Regions from separate parts of the Homo sapiens genome. Here region 1 is linked to region 2. The links are chromatin contacts, found by Hi-C in ENCODE. All regions are on one chromosome and are shown on one strand. The core of a region is the stretch at or near the end of the contact, and the rest is flanking DNA. Distances in the headings are between cores, read along the strand shown. Region 1 holds the start of RASL11B (RAS like family 11 member B). Region 2 holds the start of NOA1 (nitric oxide associated 1).

The links. Hi-C counts contacts between places; a loop is a spot of excess contacts on that map. Pooled maps may share reads with other maps.
Region 1: a loop to region 2 is called in a pooled map, with 14 times the contacts of the local background. The contact joins the promoter of RASL11B here to the promoter of NOA1 in region 2. A Hi-C loop is called at or near these places in 6 of 50 pooled maps.

Annotation. Positions count from the first base shown.
Region 1 is chr4:52,858,939-52,863,645 of GRCh38, forward strand. RASL11B (RAS like family 11 member B) reads left to right here and starts at 3,379. Exons shown (of 4, transcript NM_023940.3): 1 at 3,379-3,711; 2 at 4,330-4,386. The coding sequence starts at 3,570. LOC124900700 (a long non-coding RNA gene) reads right to left here and starts at 3,267. Exons shown (of 2, transcript XR_007058115.1): 1 at 3,146-3,267; 2 at 2,211-2,793. RefSeq lists silencers at 2,943-3,432, 3,404-3,698.
Region 2 is chr4:56,975,416-56,980,203 of GRCh38, forward strand. It overlaps NOA1 (nitric oxide associated 1), which reads right to left and starts at 2,191. Exons shown (of 7, transcript NM_032313.4): 1 at 1,027-2,191. The coding sequence starts at 2,170. It overlaps POLR2B (RNA polymerase II subunit B), which reads left to right and starts at 3,481. Exons shown (of 25, transcript NM_000938.3): 1 at 3,481-3,589. The coding sequence starts at 3,571. RefSeq lists enhancers at 1,424-1,483, 1,864-1,933, 3,755-3,854 and a silencer at 1,684-1,763.

The DNA.
Region 1 (4,707 bases), core at 2,129-4,628, 4.1 Mb before region 2:
TTCCTTTAATTCATTTTCTCAATGTGAGGCCTTTGCTATATTCACTTATGCTTTCATTTATAATCCACAACTATTTACTGAGCACCTATTGGCAAGTGCTATTCTCTTGCGAACTAACCCATCTTGCCCCCTCCTAACTCCCTGCTCCATACTCCCATGTACATGCACACACATACATGCACACTGTACACAACACACAAACTTCTCAACTCCTTCACCACCCCCTCCTTGACTGCCACAACCCAGGTTTTTAGTCCTAGTTTGTGCTTCTGTAATTCCTGAATTTTCCCTATCAAAGTGTTTTCTCACACTGTATTGAAATTGCTCATTCACTTCAGTCTCTCATGCTAAATGTAGCTGCAGGGATGGCAAAGGTTGCATTTCTTATTTGCCACTGTAGACTCAATACCTAGCATAATGTCTGGTATACACATAGCCCAGACATCCAATAAATATTTATTGAATTCATATTCTGGCATTCTAAGGGCTTCCAGGGACTGAATTGTCTGGGCTAAACCTCTTAAGATCAAAGGAAGTGCTAGAAACTCCAGATGCTGAGGTAAAATTGAACCTTGGCAAAATACTTCTTTCTTTTCTTCCCAAACCCCTCCTCATGTTTCAATTCCCCATCCTCATCTCTTTTAGCTTGACAAAAAAAAAAAAAAAAAAAAAAAAAAAGAAAAGGCTCTGTCCCTTGCAGGATATGTAACTTTGGAAGAGTTTTTTAACCCGAGACTTTGCTTTCTCACTTGTAAAATGGAAGCGTAGTGAATTACAGATGGCCACACATTCTTTGACACCATTCCCACTTAAAGATAGGATCGATGTTCCTGCCCCTTGATCTTTAATCTGGGTGGGCTCTGTGACACTTGACCAATAGAACAGAGCAGAAGTGATGCGGTGCCAATTTCCAAGTGTAGGTCTTAAGAGACTAGCAGCTTCTACTTGGTTTCTTAGAATGCTCACTCAAAGGGAAGCCCGTCACCATGTTGTGAGAGAGCCTGAGCTAGTCCCAGCTGTTCTGCCCATTCCAGCTGACACACAGACATATGAACGAAGATACCATCTTGGATGTCCAGCCTAGTTGAGCCTTCAGATGATAGCAGCCCCAGCTGCCATCTGACTGCAACAACATGAGAGACCCTAGGTAAGCACTCCCCAGCTAAGCCTAGTCAACACACAGAACTGCGAGCCACTAAAGTTTGGGGTGGTTTACTAAGCAGCAATAGATAACGGCAACTAGAAGTAATGGTAATACCTACCTCATAGGACTGTTATGAAGGTAAAATGAGATTTTTAAATGCAAAACCCCTGTGTACAACCTAGAATGAAACAAGCGCTCATTATGTATCGTCACTTCTCCTGCCTTGCCTCCTTCCTCTTTTTAACTCTATGAATGTCCCAGAAGGAGAGGTAGGTGGAGTGGAGATGGGCTATATGCTAGGTATTTGGAATTTGAATAGCTCTCTTTTCTTTTTTACATCTTTCTCTTGCTTCTCTCTTTTCTGTGTTCTTTAAAGCATAGCCAGATCATTTAGATCTAAAATAAGAACACCAAATCAAGCCTTTGCGTTGCAGACAGAAAAATCACGGGTTTTGTATGGGCTTATGGTAATGAAAATCAAGCCCAAGAAACTAAATGATTCAAAGCAAAATTCCCCTTGACAGCTTTTGTCATGTCTCTGTGTGTGTGTGTGTGTGTGTGTGTGTGTGTGTATGTTAAACTAGTACTTTAGCCTACATCATTATTTTACCATGTAAGCATGATAGAATAGCAGGCTTTTTGGAGGGGAAAGATTTTAAAAGTACATGGTTACCTGTAATTACAGTCTTGCAAAGTTTGATTTTATAGAAGTGACATTCAAGTCTGATTTAAACCATGCAGAAAGACATGGTGCATATTGGAAATGCTTTTTCTTTCTGACTCAAATGGCTGTTTCGTTCTAGTGATCTCCCTAGAAGTCAGCCTTTTATTATGTTTATTGTAAGGTTGTGTGTCTTTCTAATTACGTGGCCCATCCTAGAAAACTTGCTACCTTGAGATTACCTTTCTATTTCTCCTTGCATTCCTGCAAACACCTAAACCTCTGTAGACAAGAGGTTCATCTCAGAGTCTGAACTGGCTGAGGATCATAAAATTCTGTCAAATACCTGGTCAATTAAGTTCTGGCTGGAAGAGGGGGTCAAATTAGATGACTGACATGTGCGGATAAGGGCACTGGTTTATTTCACATTTTAGCCTTTAATGTGGGTGGGTACACAAAGCCACAGAGTTTGTTGCCATACCCCAACATAAAAGCCTCTGGGACAAGGTTGAAAGGGTAGCGGGGAGAGGGCCTTGGATAGCGGATGGGGTGGTTAACCCGCGACTCTGGTGACATTTTGCCATCAGCCGCTGGTGACATCTTGCCATCAGCTGCAGCTACAGAATGTTGCTCGCAGGAGGAATTTGGCCTGCCGTTGAAGATGTGTTTCTCAGATGAGACTGTAAGGGGCCGGAGCTTGGGATTTTAGGAGTGCAGGGCCCACCTCTTCCTTGGTATCAAGCCACTTAACTAAACTCTTGCGGTGTCTTATGACCAGGGACGAAGTGCGGGGCCCCTTCAGACGTCGCAGCTGGAGTAACTGTTTTCTTTCCATTTCACAGCTCTTGAAGGAGGTGTGACTGAGTGAGGCGCTGGAAAGCTTGTTCTATAATTACTTCTTGATCCGCTTCTAGGCGTGCTGTGCATGCGTCCGACCATGTGTGTTTGCGTTAGCTTGCGCCGTCGACAAGAGCCAGAGAACGTGGGTCTAGGATAAAACGTGGATGATATTTTTGCTTCAAATGTCACATTTTACGGGGGTCTAAAGGTCTTAGGCTGGAGTCTTTGCGGATGATTGCCAACTGTAGCTGAATCTATGAGCTGGGATGTACCCAAGCCAGTGCAATCGCTCCAAATCAGGGCGGGCGGCACTAAGCCGGGGAGCAAACACCGCTCCCGGCCCGCCCAGAGCAGACGCCCTAGGTTGGGGCTGCAGCGAGTGCGCGCGTGGGCTGTGGAGCCGGCGGAGGCAGCGGTCCGGAATGGCTCTGTGGAGGCTGCGCTCTCTTCCTGGCCCCGCAGCCACAGCAGCTGCCCCATGCTCGCGCGGCAGGACCTACCAGGCGCCCACCCTGGGCTGCGCCGCCTCGGACCACCCGCTGCTCCCCTCCGCCCGCTGCCTCTTCTCCCCGCGCCTCACGGGGCTCCGCACTGACTCCAGGCGCCTCCGGGGGCGTCGCGCGCGCGGAGCGGCGCCGGGGGCGGGGCCTCGTGTAGGGCGCCCCGGGATTGGCTGTGGGGAGAGGGGGCGGGGCCGGCCGCGGAGAAAACAGCCGGCGCGCCGCGCGAGTGCAGTCTGGGTCTGGAGCCTGAGCCCTGCGGAACCTCGGCGCTCGGCCCCACCCCGCCCGTACCTGCACTTATTTATTGTTGTTATTTCTTACCGCGGAGCCCCGCAGTCGGGTCCTCCCGCCCGCTCCCGCGCAGCGCTAGCATTCTCCAGTCCCTCAGTCCCTTCCCGCGCGGTGCGCCGCAGCCGAGGCGATGCGCCTCATTCAGAACATGTGCACCATCGCCGAGTACCCCGCGCCGGGCAACGCCGCGGCCTCCGACTGCTGTGTGGGCGCCGCCGGCCGCCGCCTGGTCAAGATCGCCGTGGTGGGCGCCAGCGGCGTGGGCAAGACCGGTGAGTCGTCGCGCTTAGCCCTGGGTCTGGTCTTGGACGACCCCTGACGGGAGTTGAGGCTGAACAAGGCGTGGGGAGCGGTGGGAGCTGCAGCCCGACCGCTCTCCGTCCCCGCGCAGGGAGCCGCTGCCCCTTGGGAGTGGGCTTAGCCGTTGTCTACGCCACCCGCCTGCTTCCACAGACGGGGGAAACAAGGATCAAGAATGGCCAGGCAGCTTTCTGGGGACCACCGGCACCGCCGCCATCAGAACTTTGGGGTGTTTGAGCCTCTGGCAATGCCTGGCACAGAAAGGGGAGTTAGTGAAGCTAGCCCCCCTGGGAGGTCTTGAAGGTTAGGAAGACATGGGTCTACTGGAAGGCTTAGGTGTGGCTCAGCCGGGCTCAGAGGAGGGGGTGGGCCCAGTGAGCCTTCCAGCTGCACAGAGCCATAATTCACGATGCCTTCTAGCCCCCTCCTTTTTGTCTGGAAAGAAGGGTCAAGGAGCTACAGGGTAGGAATTTCACTTGGTGGCCATCTATGGCTTTCTTTGGGAGAACTGTTTTCCAGGCAGGGGGTGGGGTGGAGAACAATCTAACTTCCAAGGTTAACACTTTGACGTTCTTTTTTCTGACGTGCAGCACTGGTGGTCCGGTTCCTCACCAAACGATTCATCGGTGACTATGAAAGAAATGCAGGTGAGACAATGCATTTGAGAAAAATTCTGTCCCATTGCAGGAGGACTGCGGTTCCCATTTTCCAGCGCTTCCCAGGGAGGTTCTTTCAGTGACAGTCCGAGCCTGAGGATCCCGCCACTTAAAACTTTCCCCAGTCCCCAGCCCTCCATGGCGCCCCCCTCCCATAACTACCATCTGGCCTCATTCCATTCCAAGCCCATTCATCATTTTATCAAGTGCCTGAAAGTATTCCCCTTGGTATGTTTTAACTATAGTGACCCCAGTTGGAAGCACCCTTTGTAGTCAAGAACCTCTCCCTTCAAAACACTCCTGCAAAAGTCG
Region 2 (4,788 bases), core at 941-3,440:
AGGTCAGGAGTTGGAGACCTGCCTGGCCAACATGTTGAAACCCTGTCTCTACCAAAGATACAAAAATTAGCTGGGCATGGTGGTGCTTGCCTGTAATCCCAGCGCTTTGGGAGGCCAAGAGTTCCAGACCAGCCTGGCCAACAAGGTGAAACCCCATCTCTACTGAAAATACAAAAATTAGGCCAAGCGCGGTGGCTCACACCTGTAATCCCAGCACTTTGGGATGCTGAGGCGGGCGGATCACGAGGTCAGGGGTTTGAGACCAGCCTGACCAACATAGTGAAACCCCGTCTCTACTAAAAATATAAAAATTAGCTGGGCATAGTGGCGTGCGCCTGTAATCCCAGCTACTCAGGAGGCTGAGGGAGGAGAATCACTGGAACCCGGGAGGCGGAGGTTACAGTGAGCCACTGCACTCTAGCCTGGGCAACAGAGCAAGACAAGACTCCGTCTCAAAAAACAAAACAAAACAAACACAAAAATTAGCTTGGTGTGGTGGCGCATGCCTCGAATCCCAGCTACTAGGGAGGCTGAGGCAGGAGAATCACTTGAACCCGGGAGGCGGAGGTTGCAGTGAGCCGAGATCACGCCACTGCACTCCAGCCTGGGCGACAGAGTGAGACTCTGTCTCCAAAACAAAACAAACAAACAAAACACAAAGTTCATTAGGTTCAGACAGTAAAAAGGACGCACACTTTCTGGAACAATATACAAAGAAGTTACAAAGCAAATCTCCAGAACAGGAACTTTGCTTTGTTCCCTGGTCTATCTCCAGTGCTTAGTGACTGGGAACAGAGACGTGCTCCATAAACACTTCCATTGAAAATTACTACAACACATCCTCAATTTTCCCTAGCAGTAAGCTGACACAGAAGAGAGGTGTGACCAGAGTGGGGAGAGAATTTGTAAAGGGAAGGGTACAGGCAGCCCGCAGTGGACATTAAGGGAGGATGTACTCGGTGCCTCGGCCAGGACCAGACGTCCACCTTGCCAGGAAACGAAGAGGGCGAGCCTCCTAAAACTCACCTGGCCAAGGGGAGATGGTGGCTCTGTCGATGGCCTCGGAGCCCTTGGCAGTGCAGTAATCGGACTCCAGGAGCGTGTTAAAGAGAGTGGATTTGCCGGCGTTGGTGGCGCCCACTAAGTAGACGTCCCCACGGTAGCGCCAGGAGCGCTGAAGGGCAGAGATCAACTCTTCCACTCCATAGCCGGTCTTGGCGCTGATCAGCCGCACGTCCCTGACCACTGTGCGGGACCAGTTCGGCGGATTCGGATTCTCCCCGTCCTGTGGCTCGTCCTTGACGGGGCGCTGTGGCCCTTGGTGGCCAGGGGCCAGCAGGAGCCCGGCGCGGGCACAGTCCTCCCACAGTCGCTCCCGCAGCCTCTGCCGGTAGCCAGGAGCATCCTGGGGCAGGAGGTCCACTTTGTTTCCCAGCACGATCAGCTGCTTGGGGCCCACCAGCGCGGGCAAGTCGGGCAGCAGGGCGTCGGGCAGGTCCAGCAGGTCCACCATGTAGAGCACCAGGGAGGGGCCGGGCCGCCGCAACGCGGCGCTCACCAGCTCCAGGTACTGCTCGCGGCTCACCTGCAGGCGTAGAGCGCGCCGGTGGTGCGACAGCAGCCAGCAGCGCTGGCACACGGTCCGTGCCAGCCCGCCGTCTGCCTCCGCCGTGCGGAGGAACTTCTCTCGGGGCAGGTAGCCGGGCACTCCGGCGTCCTGGCAGTGCAGCTCTGCCCCACAGCCCGAGCAGTTCACGCCGCTGGGCGGCAATGCCGGGTCCGGGTGCCCCACGACCGGGTGCTCCCGGGACCTGGCCCGTAGGTTTTGCTGTCGCCGCTCCTCCCGCCGCTGCTGCCTCTGTCGCTCCTCCTCCTCCTGCTGTTGCTGGAGCTCCTGCAGCTGCTTTTCGCGGGTGGGTTGCGGCTCCGGATCCAGGATGTACTCCGGGAACAGAAAACGCTCCTGCATGTCACCACCTTCTCCAAAGCCCTCCGTGTCCACGGGGTCATAAGGAAGCTCGCGTCCCAGACTCGATGAGTGCTGGAAGGAGGAGGCGGCAGCGCACCTCCTCTCCAGGAGCGGCTCCCGGAGGCCATGGCGCGCTGCCGTGGGAGCGGATCCACGAAGGAAAAGGCTCAGCAGCCTGAACGGTAGGCGAGCGGGCAGCATGAGGAAGTAGCTCCAAAGGGGCGGAGCCACCAGCGCGCACGCGCACTAGGGTCCGAGGCGCGCATTTGACCCGAGACGAAAGCGCGTGGGTACTTGGGAGCTGTCCTGGTTGGTTTTGCGTCTAATCCCGTCAGTTCTCGCGATTTAAGCTCTGAGACTGAGAACCTACTTAAAGCTATGGCAAAGGCACTGGAGGATTGAGCTAGGTGGGCAGAAAAGAGCAGTGAGTGTTTTGGGTTTTTTCACTTTCAGGCTTAACGCCTCACTGCTAGCACAAGCCGCCCTTAATAAATCACACTTAAAAAGGAGCTTCCGGGGTCGGGCGCGGTGGCTCACGCCTGTAATCCCAGCAATTTGGGAGGCCGAGGCGGGCGGATCATGAGGTCAGGAGATCGAGACCATCCTGGCTTACACGGTGAAACCCCCATCTCTGCTAAAAATACAAAAAATTAGCCAGGCGTGGTGGCGGGCGCCTGTAGTCCCAGCTACTCGGGAGGCTGAGGCAGGAGAATGGCTTGAACGCGGGAGGCGGAGGTTGCAGTGAGCCGAGATCGCGCCACTGCACTCCAGCCTGGGCGACAGAGCGAGCCTGTCTCAAAAAAACAAAACAAAACAAAAACAGAAAGGAGCTTCCGGCCGGGCGCGTGGCTCACGCCTGTAATCCCAGCACTTTGGGAGGCCGAGGCGGGTGGATCACCTGAGGTCAGCAGTTCGAGACCAGCCTGGCCAACGTGGTGAAACCCCGTCTCTACTAAAAATACAAAAATTACCCGGGCGTGGTGACCCTTGCCTGTAATCCCAGCTATTTGGGAGGCCGAGGCAGGAGAATCGCTTGAACCCGGGAGACGGAGGTTGCAGTGAGCCGAGATCGCTCCACTGCACTCCAGCCTGGGCGACAGAGCGAGACTCCATTTCAAAAAATAATAAATAAATAAAAATAAAAAATAGCTTCGTGTTTTGGTCCTTATAAAGGCAAATAAATTGAGCATCCCAATGTTGCGGATTCACAGGACGAACACTTTTTAATAATAAGTATACCTGGTTTTGTTTTCAGGTGTCGTTATTTGTGCAACAACATTGAAAAACAAGCAGAAATAAAACATTGACGGAACGGATACGACCGCAGATTGCGGGAGCTGTCCTCTCAATCAGCCCGGCAGCGGCGGCCCACAATTTACGCGTGTGCAACCCTAACCCCGGCCCAAGCTTGACCTACAATTTGCGCAGGCGCAGATCCTAACTTTGGCGTCCCTGTGGGCGGCCTTTGGTGTGAGACGCGTGGTATTCTGGGAACGTCGGAGACGGAAGTTACTTCGTCTTTAGCTCCTGGCGCTGCTGGCTTCTGGGCGGTTTTTGTCTTTTGATTTCAAGAGTTAGGAGCTCGAGAACCGTTTGGCAATATGTACGACGCGGATGAGGGTAGGTGAACGCTCAAAACACACGCCGTGGCGGTCCATTTAAGCAGGAAAGCGTTGGGAACTGATTGGATTGAGGATTTGGGGCCTTCCCATGCGCCGGCTGCACAGTCCCCAGCCTTGTTCCCACACTTACCAGGCCGGGAACGAAACTGGGGTAGGGAGAGGCGGAGGGTGCAGGGAACATAGTGTTAATGTTCCAGGTTACGTTCACTGCTGCTCTCTGCACTTTCTCGTTCCGTTAGATCTGATCCTCGTTTCCTGTGGTGAAGTAGCGTGCAGAATCGTAAGATAAATTACGTTTTGAATTTGAAGCAAAGGGCACCCTTTAAAAATTTTCCTTAAAGCCACAGTCGACTTAACGAATAGCTCAATTGTTGAGTGTCAGCCTGTGTCAGGCAGTGTGGAAGGTCCTGGAAATATTCCGGGACAGAGAATATCGGGGGGTGGGGGTGGCGGGGGGGACTCGGTTTAGTCTGACATTTCTTCATACTGTTTGTAAGTCAAAGTAAATTGTCTTAAAGGATGACTTTTAACTTCCTCTTCTCACAATGTCACAGTTCTCAGATGATATGTATTCTGCTGCACTGGGCCAATGTATAATACCTGTTTGTTTGCGCATATGGAATTCTTAGTAGTGGCCGAGCGCGGTGGCTCCCGTCAGCACTTTGGGAGGCCGAGATGTGCAGATCGCTTGAGACCAACCTGACAAACATGGGGAAATCCTGTATCTACTAAAAATACAAAAATTAGCCTAGTGTGATGGCGTGCGCCTGTAATCCCAGCTACTCGGGAGGCTGAGGCCGGACGATCGCTTGAGCCCAGGAGGCGGAGTTTGCAGTGAGCTGAGATCGCACCACTACACCACAGCCTGAGTGACAGAGTTAGACTGTCTCAAAAAAAAAAAAAAAAAATTCTTAGTTGAGTCTAGTGTATTTTCGTAGCCGCCTTTTCCATTCTCCATATCTGCTAATTCAAACCTTATTTTCTTATAGCTCTCAATTCCTTGGCCACCCCCTACATCTCCTCTCTCTATTCCCTCAGGTACTTCTGATAAATCAGATGGAAAAAATTGAAGCAAAAGCTTAATTTTTTTTTTTTTTTTTTAAGAGATGGGGTCTGGCCATGTTGCCCAGGCTGGTCTCAAACTCCTGAGGTCAAACCATCTGCCTGTCTCGGCCTCCCAAAGTGCTGGGATTACAA